Linked DNA regions of Homo sapiens: regions 1 and 3 are each linked to region 2. Evidence: chromatin contacts called from ENCODE Hi-C or POLR2A ChIA-PET data. All regions are on one chromosome and are shown on one strand. Each heading gives the region's core, a stretch centred on a gene start or an enhancer-like site at or near the end of the contact. The rest is flanking DNA. Distances are from core to core; before and after follow the strand shown. Region 1 overlaps LOC105373618 (a long non-coding RNA gene). Region 2 holds the start of SMPD4 (sphingomyelin phosphodiesterase 4). Region 3 holds the start of RAB6C (RAB6C, member RAS oncogene family).

Region 1 (2,983 bases), core at 285-2,784, 210 kb after region 2:
GTCCAAGGGATGAATGAGGACTTTCTCATTCACTTAAGTATTTTCAGTTAGTGCAAACAGTAGGCTGTGAATGCTCTGGGTAACTAGGATCTTGACAAGCTTGGGAGACCATGGCAGTGCTCTGGGCCCGCAGCACCACTGAGCATAGTGTAACTCACCCACCTCTAAAGCCTTTGCCCTTAGATGGTGTCCTGCCAAGCGGCTCTTTTGGGAAGAGTTTAACACTTGCTTGGCTCGTGTGGGGTGGTTAGCTGGGTGGATCACTTCCACCTCTGAAGGCTCAAGCCCTGCTAAGGAGCCCAAATCTTTCATGCTTTTAAAGCCTTTTACTTAGGAGGAAAAAATGCTAGAAGATGAGCTAACCTGGTACTTTAGAATCACTTCAGTTGTAACTGGGATCTTTCTCCAAGCCCAAGATGTGAGTGTTCCCATATCTCAGTCCCAGAAGCCCCAATAGTGGACTGCATACTTTCTGCCCAAATGACAAGCTCCCATCGACTGAGCGTCATCATAGTTTAACCTGTGTTTAAAAGCAGATTCTTTGCCAGGCATTCTAGGGCACTGAAAAACTGTGATGAGCAATGCAGACTACCTACCTGGAGTGCATTGCAGTTTCTGGGGTCACTGGTGACCCAGGCCCTCACAGTGTCCTCCCACCCAGCCACCCCCACTTGCTGACATACCTCCCACCCACCCGGCAGCAACCGTGCCAGCCTCAGATGGGAATCGAGGGTGTGCCCATCAGGGCTGCCCACTTTTCTTGCAGCTGAGAGGAGTCAAGTGACTTAGTTCTGGTCTCCTAGGGAAGTGGTTTCTTCCACACAAGACAGGCTTGCAAGGCGGCCTGTGTTCCTTCTACTTCCTGGTGGAGTGCAGCCATCTGCGGCCATGAAACAACCAGTCTCAGGACAAGATGGCTTCCAGCTGCTCCCTGCCAAGCAGGAAGAAGGAAACACACAAGGTGCTGGTGGCCTTGGGCAGCTGAACACACCCAGGGATGTCTGCTTCCAGCTTCCTTGTTTAGGGCGGCTGAGTGGCTGGGGGAGCTACACAGACCTGCGGGGGTTTAGGGCTGCAGCCAATGCGCCCTGGCTGGGGTCTCCCTTCGGACCCACACCCACCCTGGCCACCTGCCTGAAACCCAGGAGGTTGGCTGGGGAACCTCCAGGGTGTACAGTTACACGCTGTACTCTGGGGTGGCGGACAGGGGGTCACTTGCACTCTGTCCCCAGGGTACCCGTGCAGTCCCTGCCCTTCCGGCCCGCGGTGGGAGTGTGCTGCAGCCTCGGGCGCTGATCTGCAGCCTGTCACCTGCGCCAACGCCCCTTAACGCCCTTCTTCTCATCCCCATTTTCCGGTGCCCACCAGTCCCCTCGTGCTGACAGACGACTCAGCGTGTCTCCCCAGAGCTGCTCTGCGAACTGCACCCGTGGAGGAGCCCATACTTTCTGAACAGCCGCTTTGATCTACTTAAGCACTGCCGTGTTTTCATAGCTATGGCCCAGCTATATCATAGGACATATATCCTATGTCATAGCATAGCGGTGACAGCAGCAGGCGGCGTTGGGGCGGGGCGGGGCCAGAGTGACAGGCAGCCCTGCGGGCCCCTGGCCCCTCCCCACAGCCCCTGAGACTTGTGCGGCCCGCAGGAATCTTCTGGCGGCCACCCGGTTCGCCGGCAGCACTGTATCAGTTTCTACATGGCTCCTCTCCCAGCCCCTTACGTGGCTTATTTCGTGTCAATTCTAGGGAGGTTCTACCGTTTCCGTTCGCCGGGGGTCTGGAACGCGCACGGGCCCTGGGCGAGCCTCCCTGAGCGCCGCCACGTCCGCCTTCGTCGTCCTCCCAACCGGACCCCGCACCCCCGCCCTCCCTAGCGCTGTGCTGGACGCTTCTCTGTGAGGAGAGTCCCTCGCCCCTTCTTCAGATTTGGGAATGGACTCTCGGGCACCTGAAGCGCCTGCTCAGGATCAGGCCGGCACCTGGACATGAATCCCAAACAGAAAGCCTGAGCCCTGCCTGGCGCTTTCGCGGCTGCTGGCACGGCTGCGCAGAAACGCCAGCGTCCCTGGACCGAGCGCGGGGAGGGGCAGGCTTCCAGCAGCGCTGTCCACTGGGAAGAAGACACAACCCACATTTTTAGATTTTCCAGTTTCCACGTTGAAAAAGCAAAAAGACATGAGATTGATTTGTGACCCAGTGTATCAAAAATATTATTTAACCGATTAATCAATATGAACAATTGTTCATTAGATATTTTACTTGTTTTTAGGACTACGTTTTCAAAATCCGGTGAGAATTTTATACTCACAGCACATCTCAGCGCTGCAGCTCACGCAGGGGCGCCTCCAGCGTCAGGCTTTCTGGGCTCCTGGCTGCGTGCTGCTGGGCACGTTGCTTAATATGGCAAAGTCCCCATTTTTCTCATCCAGAAAACGGAGATCAAAGTACAGGTGCCAATTTCATAGGACTACAGTGAAGATCAAATGAGAGAGCTCAGCCAAGAATATAAGACCCATGCATGGTCTGTGGAAGTCTCGTGGTCTTTAAGGTAATTTGCATGATTTGGGGATTCTGAAAGATTTTGGAGTCAGGACAGATAGATTACAGCACCACTCTGCCACTCACCAATCACTTATTAGGCTGGTCACCTCCTCTAGCCTGGCCCTTCCATCTGCACAGCCTTTGCCCCTGGGCAGTGAGCCTTGGGTCTCCTTCCCAGCCGTGGCTCACGCCTGTAATCCTAGCACTTTGGAAGGCAGGGGCGGATGGATCACATGAAGTCAGGAGTTGGAGACCAGCCTGATCAATATGGTGAAACCCCGTCTCTATTAAAAATACAAAAATTAGCCGGGCATGGTGGCATGTGCCTATAGTCCTAGCTACTTGGGAGGCTGAGGCAGGAGAATCGCTTGAACCTGGGAGGCAGAGGTTGCAGTGAGCTGAGATGGCGCCACTGCACTCAAGCCTGGATAACAGAGCG
Region 2 (2,700 bases), core at 168-2,667:
GATCTCCTGACCTCGTGATCCGCCCGCCTCAGCCTCCCAAAGTGCTAGGATTACAAGCGTGAGCCACTGCGCCCGGCCAGCTTTCTCTTTTTCTTTTTTCAGACGGAGTCTCGCTCTGGGCTCTGTCGCACAGGCTGGAGTGCAGTGGCGCGATCTCAGCTCACTGCAACCTCCGCCTCGCGGGTGCAAGCAATTCTCTTACTCAGCCTCCCAAGTGGCTGGGATTACAGGCGCCCGCTACCACGCCCGGCTAATTTTTGTATTTTTTACTAGAGACGAGGTTTCACCATCTTGGCCAGGCTGGTCTTGAACTCCTGACCTCGTGATCCACCCGCCTGGGCCTCCCAAAGTGCTGGGATTACAGGCGTGAGTCACCGCTCCCGGCCTCAATTCTTAACCTAGCTATCAACTGCAGTGTTAAAGAAAAACGCCTCAGTCCTAAGGCACTTGGTCAAGAAAACGCTGCACTACTACAAAATGATCAAAGCAGCATTAAACTGTGGACTGTTCGGTAAGTGCGGAGCTCTAGAGACGATGAAGGGGAGAGCATCTCTGCTCAGAAGAAGCTTTCATGGGCAGCGACTGAAAGAATGAGGCCCAGAGGAATTTCTAGGAAATTTCCAAGAAAGGAAATTCAAACCCGAGAATTCCCAAGAGGTGTCTCCCACACCCCTGTTATCTGACTCTGCCATGGCCACCCTCCCCCGTCACAGGTCTCTGCGTGCCATGCACCTAGAGTCCACTTCATGGCGACTCTCCAACACCTATTTTCTCCAGGAGCTGCTTCGGACCCCGTTTGTTTTTTGTTTTGTTTTGTTTTTCTGACAGCGACAGCCCTTGGGCAACGCTAATCATTCCAAGCAAATTCTGTCATGCCAAGACCTCCCTTAACAGCACGCGCCCACTTGTTCCCAACTCTCCTGCCAATTGGGCTTCGGGAGCCTCCAAAACCAAGGCTCGGAGATGTGGAGCACACAGGGGAAGGGTCGAGCTGGGACCCACACCCGGCTCTTACACCCACACCGCCTGTTGAGCCCAAGGCTCAACTTCAACACAAAGCTCTCCTTCCCTCAATTCCTTCAACGAAGGTTAACCTTCAGCGAACACCTACCGGACCGGGACAGAGTGTACGAGCCGCGCGGGAAGGTGGCACAAAGGCATGGCCCAGAGGGGTGGCAGAAGACTCAACCGGGGCCCTCCACTCCCCAGCCTGCCCTGCCTGGGCAGAGCCGGCTGGCCGGCCCGAGTCCTGGGGCTCGCGGAGGAACGGAGATGGCCTCCGCAGGGGCTCGGGGAAGCCCCCAGGGCGCCGGACCGTCTCAGGCGCGCATCCCGCGCCACTCACCTGTGGGATCCATAGCGTCGCTCGCCTCAGAGATGGAAGCCGCCATTCCGCCACGGCGCCGAAAGTCGTCATCAAGCTGCGCGCAGAGCCACGCCCCGCGGCCGGGCGGGAAAAGCGCTTCCACCTCTTTGGGCCGTTACCTCAAAAGGCGCGTGCGCAAAGCGAAGGCCGGCCGGGCGGGGAAGAGAAATGGCGAGGCAGGAGTGCGGGGGAGGGAGTGGTCCTTAGCTGAATGCGCCTGCGTTGTGGCGGCCTCCGGCGCCCCAAGGTACTTTCTCCCCAGCAAGGAATCCGCGTGCGCGTAAGCAGTATTGTTGATTAGTGCCCCCCCCTTCCCCCCGCCCGCCCCGAAAAGCGACCCCTAGTGGTGCACCGGTGCGGACCAGAAAATTGCACGCTTTCTTGAAAGAGGCATTTACCGAGCGCCCAATGTATGCCTGGCACTGGGCTGGGTGCTGCCACCTAAGCGAGCACGACCAATGCAGTCTATCAGGGAGGCCCAGATCGCCAAGCAGCGGACCCCTGCGGTCCGCCATGCCACTCCCGGCTCCTAGAGCGCCGCTCAGCACACCGTGAGCGCCCAATAACTGTTGGGCTTCAATGACGCCGCGGAGGCGGCCCCGTCCCCGCGCTCCCGCCCCTCCCGCCAGGGCAGCCCGGGAGGCCAGACGTTGACGCTGCAGGGAGAGGGTGGTGGGCGCAGCCGCTAGGGGGCGCGGCGGGGCGGAGCGCACCTTTCCGCGGGCCGCGGGGATGGCGGCGCAGGGCGTAGGGCCTGGGCCGGGGTCGGCGGCGCCCCCGGGGCTGGAGGCGGCCCGGCAGAAGCTGGCGCTGCGGCGGAAGAAGGTGCTGAGCACCGAGGAGATGGAGCTGTACGAGCTGGCGCAGGCGGCGGGCGGCGCTATCGACCCCGACGTGTTCAAGTGAGCGGGGCGGGTGGGGGCCGCATGCTAGCCAGACACCCCCCGACCTCTGCTTTCCGGGTACGCCCGGCCCGCTGGTCGGGAGGAGCCCCCGCCCCCGTCCTTGTCGGGTCTTCAGGGAGGTGGCCGCGCCGGGCGGAGAGGGCTCACCGGCCCCGCGTCTGTCCCCGCCAGGATCCTGGTGGACCTGCTGAAGCTGAACGTGGCCCCCCTCGCCGTCTTCCAGATGCTCAAGTCCATGTGTGCCGGGCAGAGGCTAGCGAGCGAGCCCCAGGACCCTGCGGCCGTGTCTCTGCCCACGTCGAGCGTGCCCGAGACCCGAGGTCAGAGCTGGGCCCGCTGTCCCTGCCCCAGTGGCGGGGGTGGCGGGCGGGGAGGGGGCAGGCGCGGCACAGCGGCGGCGTGGCCCTGAGTGGCCAGGCCTGTCTGTCG
Region 3 (2,920 bases), core at 347-2,846, 200 kb before region 2:
CTTCTGCCTCCCAGATTCAAGCATCTCTCGCCTCAGCCTTGGGAGTAGCTGGGGACTACAGGTGTGTGTGGGTGAGTCTGGGTGTGTGTGGGTGAGTGCAGGTGTATCTGGGTGTAGGTGGGTGAGTATGGGTGTGTGTCTGCGTGTAGGTGGGTGAGTATGGGTGTGCAGGTGCGTGTGAGTATGTGTTTACATTGTGGTATGTGTCTGTTGGGTGCCGCCATTAGGGATTTGGAAGAGTGAGGACCATAAACTTGTAAACATTTCTACATGCCTGGTCCATAAGAAGTGTACCAAGCATGATCAAAAGTAACTAAACCAAGTAAACAAATTAGACATTAATTAAACTTAATGCTGGGCAGGAAAGAAGTATTCAAGGCCAGGTAAAATGAAGAAATATAACCAAATAAATGAAATTTTAAAATTAGTAGAATGAGACAGAAATACTTTTTAAAGTTTTTAATTTCTGATGAATATCAGTATATAAAACTAACAATTATATGGCCGTTAATTGACTAAAAACAGTACTTTAGATTTCAGCTAGTGAAACAGCCATATATGATCTTCTAATTCCATTTTTATGTCTCAAGAATGACTTGTTTAAATAATTTTTTTTGAATTGTTACATTTTCATCTTGAAAGAGCTTCACAAAACTTACATGAGAATCTGGATTGTCATAAGAGGTCTGAGTTTTTAATGGTATGTTCGTATTTCTGTTATGTACATCGATGTCAAACATTCATTTCCTGAGCTGTTCTCCAGAACACAATTTGACTTGTAATGAACACTCAATAAATGGTTGCTTGGATAATCAAATCAACACCTTAGTTTCATCAATTTTCATTTCATATAAAAGTGACTGATCTTCCATACTCACCAATGAAACAGAGAGAGATGAGGGAGGGATAGCAGTGGAGACTAAGAGGATGACAAGCAGACCTCATTTTGCAGTGGATATCCTACACTCTCCACTTCTGAATGCTTGGAAACACTTGCCATACTCAAAAAACATTGCTATTTCCTAGGCAGAAAATGGGAGTTAAAGAAAATCCATATTTCTATATTACAATAACTTACACTATAATACATGGACGACATACATTTCTAAGCTCTTCAGTTCATAGAAAATGTAGATACATTTAGGTGAGCAAGATGCAGGAGAAGGGTTAATAATCAGGCTGAGTGTGATTGTGAGATTCAGTCTAATACAAGTCTTGGGTAATTGTATCAGTTGACATTTCTGTTCAAATGCAAGGTGGGAGAGTTTTGCAGGAGCTACTGAAACTTCCTGCCTGATGTTAGGAGAGATGTTGGTCCATGTGATTAGGCCAGATGTGTTTGCTTAATTGTGGCTTAGAAAAGTTAGGTTTCTGACCTCTCACAGAGACGGGGAGATAGGGACGTTAAATTTTATAACATTTCTATTTAATATATATTTAATAATACATAATAAAGTTTTTAAAATGTCAATTTTGTCCTTTTTCTAGTTTGCATTATTTTGTTTTCACCGCACCATTGTTTTTAGTACATATGTTTTGTGTATTTAAAAAACTGTGTTGAGGCGCCCTGGCTCGCCCTGCGCCAGAGGCTCGCGCACTCAGCAGGTTGGGCTGCGGCGGCGGCGGCTGGGGAAGCCGAAGCGCCGCGCGTGAGAGATCCCGGATACATCTGCGGTTTGGGCTCCGCCACCCTCCGTCTCTCTCCCGCAGGTCTCTGAGCCGGGTGCGGAAGGAGGGAACGGCCCTAGCCTTGGGAAGCCAAAGCACACCCCTGGCTCCTGCCGACACCGCCCTCCTTCCCTTCCCAGCCGCGGGCCTCGCTCCGTGCTCGGCTACTCTGCCGGGAGGCGGCGGCGGCTGCCAGTCTGTGGCGAGCCCTGCTGCCCTCCAGCCGGGCTCCTCCAGCCGGGCTCCTCCACCGGCCCTTGCAGGGGCGCAGAGAGCTCGGCGCCCGCCCTTCCGCTCGCCTTTTTCGTCAGCCGGCTGGAGGAGCATCGGTCCGGGAGGTCTCTGGGCTGAGGCGGCGACAGCTCCTCTAGTTCCACCATGTCCGCGGGCGGAGACTTCGGGAATCCGCTGAGGAAATTCAAGCTGGTGTTCCTGGGGGAGCAAAGCGTTGCAAAGACATCTTTGATCACCAGATTCAGGTATGACAGTTTTGACAACACCTATCAGGCAATAATTGGCATTGACTTTTTATCAAAAACTATGTACTTGGAGGATGGAACAATCGGGCTTCGGCTGTGGGATACGGCGGGTCAGGAACGTCTCCGTAGCCTCATTCCCAGGTACATCCGTGATTCTGCTGCAGCTGTAGTAGTTTACGATATCACAAATGTTAACTCATTCCAGCAAACTACAAAGTGGATTGATGATGTCAGAACAGAAAGAGGAAGTGATGTTATCATCACGCTAGTAGGAAATAGAACAGATCTTGCTGACAAGAGGCAAGTGTCAGTTGAGGAGGGAGAGAGGAAAGCCAAAGGGCTGAATGTTACGTTTATTGAAACTAGGGCAAAAGCTGGATACAATGTAAAGCAGCTCTTTCGACGTGTAGCAGCAGCTTTGCCGGGAATGGAAAGCACACAGGACGGAAGCAGAGAAGACATGAGTGACATAAAACTGGAAAAGCCTCAGGAGCAAACAGTCAGCGAAGGGGGTTGTTCCTGCTACTCTCCCATGTCATCTTCAACCCTTCCTCAGAAGCCCCCTTACTCTTTCATTGACTGCAGTGTGAATATTGGCTTGAACCTTTTCCCTTCATTAATAACGTTTTGCAATTCATCATTGCTGCCTGTCTCGTGGAGGTGATCTATTAGCTTCACAAGCACAAAAAAAGTCAGCGTCTTCATTATTTATATTTTACAAAAAGCCAAATTATTTCAGCATATTCCGGTGATAACTTTAAAAATTAGATACA

What was found. Hi-C counts contacts between places; a loop is a spot of excess contacts on that map. ChIA-PET counts read pairs that join two places held with the same protein, here RNA polymerase II (POLR2A). Pooled maps may share reads with other maps.
Region 1: a loop to region 2 is called in a map of OCI-LY7, with 2.6 times the contacts of the local background. The contact joins the enhancer-like site here to the promoter of SMPD4 in region 2. A Hi-C loop is called at or near these places in 2 of 168 maps with a recorded cell type or tissue (OCI-LY7 and chondrocyte), 6 of 37 single-sample maps with no recorded cell type and 13 of 50 pooled maps. POLR2A ChIA-PET finds 5 or more read pairs at or near these places in 3 of 52 experiments (Panc1, activated B cell and activated T-cell).
Region 3: a loop to region 2 is called in a pooled map, with 3 times the contacts of the local background. The contact joins the promoter of RAB6C here to the promoter of SMPD4 in region 2. A Hi-C loop is called at or near these places in 1 of 50 pooled maps. POLR2A ChIA-PET finds 5 or more read pairs at or near these places in 2 of 52 experiments (H1 and activated CD4-positive, alpha-beta T cell).

Annotation. Positions count from the first base shown.
Region 1 is chr2:130,389,762-130,392,744 of GRCh38, forward strand. LOC105373618 (a long non-coding RNA gene) reads left to right here. Exons shown (of 2, transcript XR_923330.4): 1 at 1-2,551. Among named protein-coding and RNA genes, the nearest start is that of PTPN18, 35 kb to the left of the region's middle. RefSeq lists a silencer at 1,605-1,674. Within about 2 kb of position 1,535, at least 32 of the 41 ENCODE cell types and tissues checked have a DNase peak (open chromatin) inside an H3K27ac peak, as active enhancers do; they include OCI-LY7, where a contact is called at or near this core.
Region 2 is chr2:130,180,185-130,182,884 of GRCh38, forward strand. SMPD4 (sphingomyelin phosphodiesterase 4) reads right to left here and starts at 1,418. Exons shown (of 20, transcript NM_017951.5): 1 at 1,346-1,418. MZT2B (mitotic spindle organizing protein 2B) reads left to right here and starts at 2,078. Exons shown (of 3, transcript NM_025029.5): 1 at 2,078-2,268; 2 at 2,443-2,591. The coding sequence starts at 2,099. RefSeq lists an enhancer at 330-1,126 and silencers at 1,174-1,313, 1,824-2,333.
Region 3 is chr2:129,978,070-129,980,989 of GRCh38, forward strand. It overlaps RAB6C (RAB6C, member RAS oncogene family), which reads left to right and starts at 1,597. Exons shown (of 1, transcript NM_032144.3): 1 at 1,597-2,920. The coding sequence starts at 2,047. The coding sequence ends at 2,811. It overlaps RAB6C-AS1 (RAB6C antisense RNA 1), which reads right to left and starts at 2,403. Exons shown (of 6, transcript NR_036537.1): 1 at 2,215-2,403; 2 at 1,968-2,100; 3 at 879-1,022.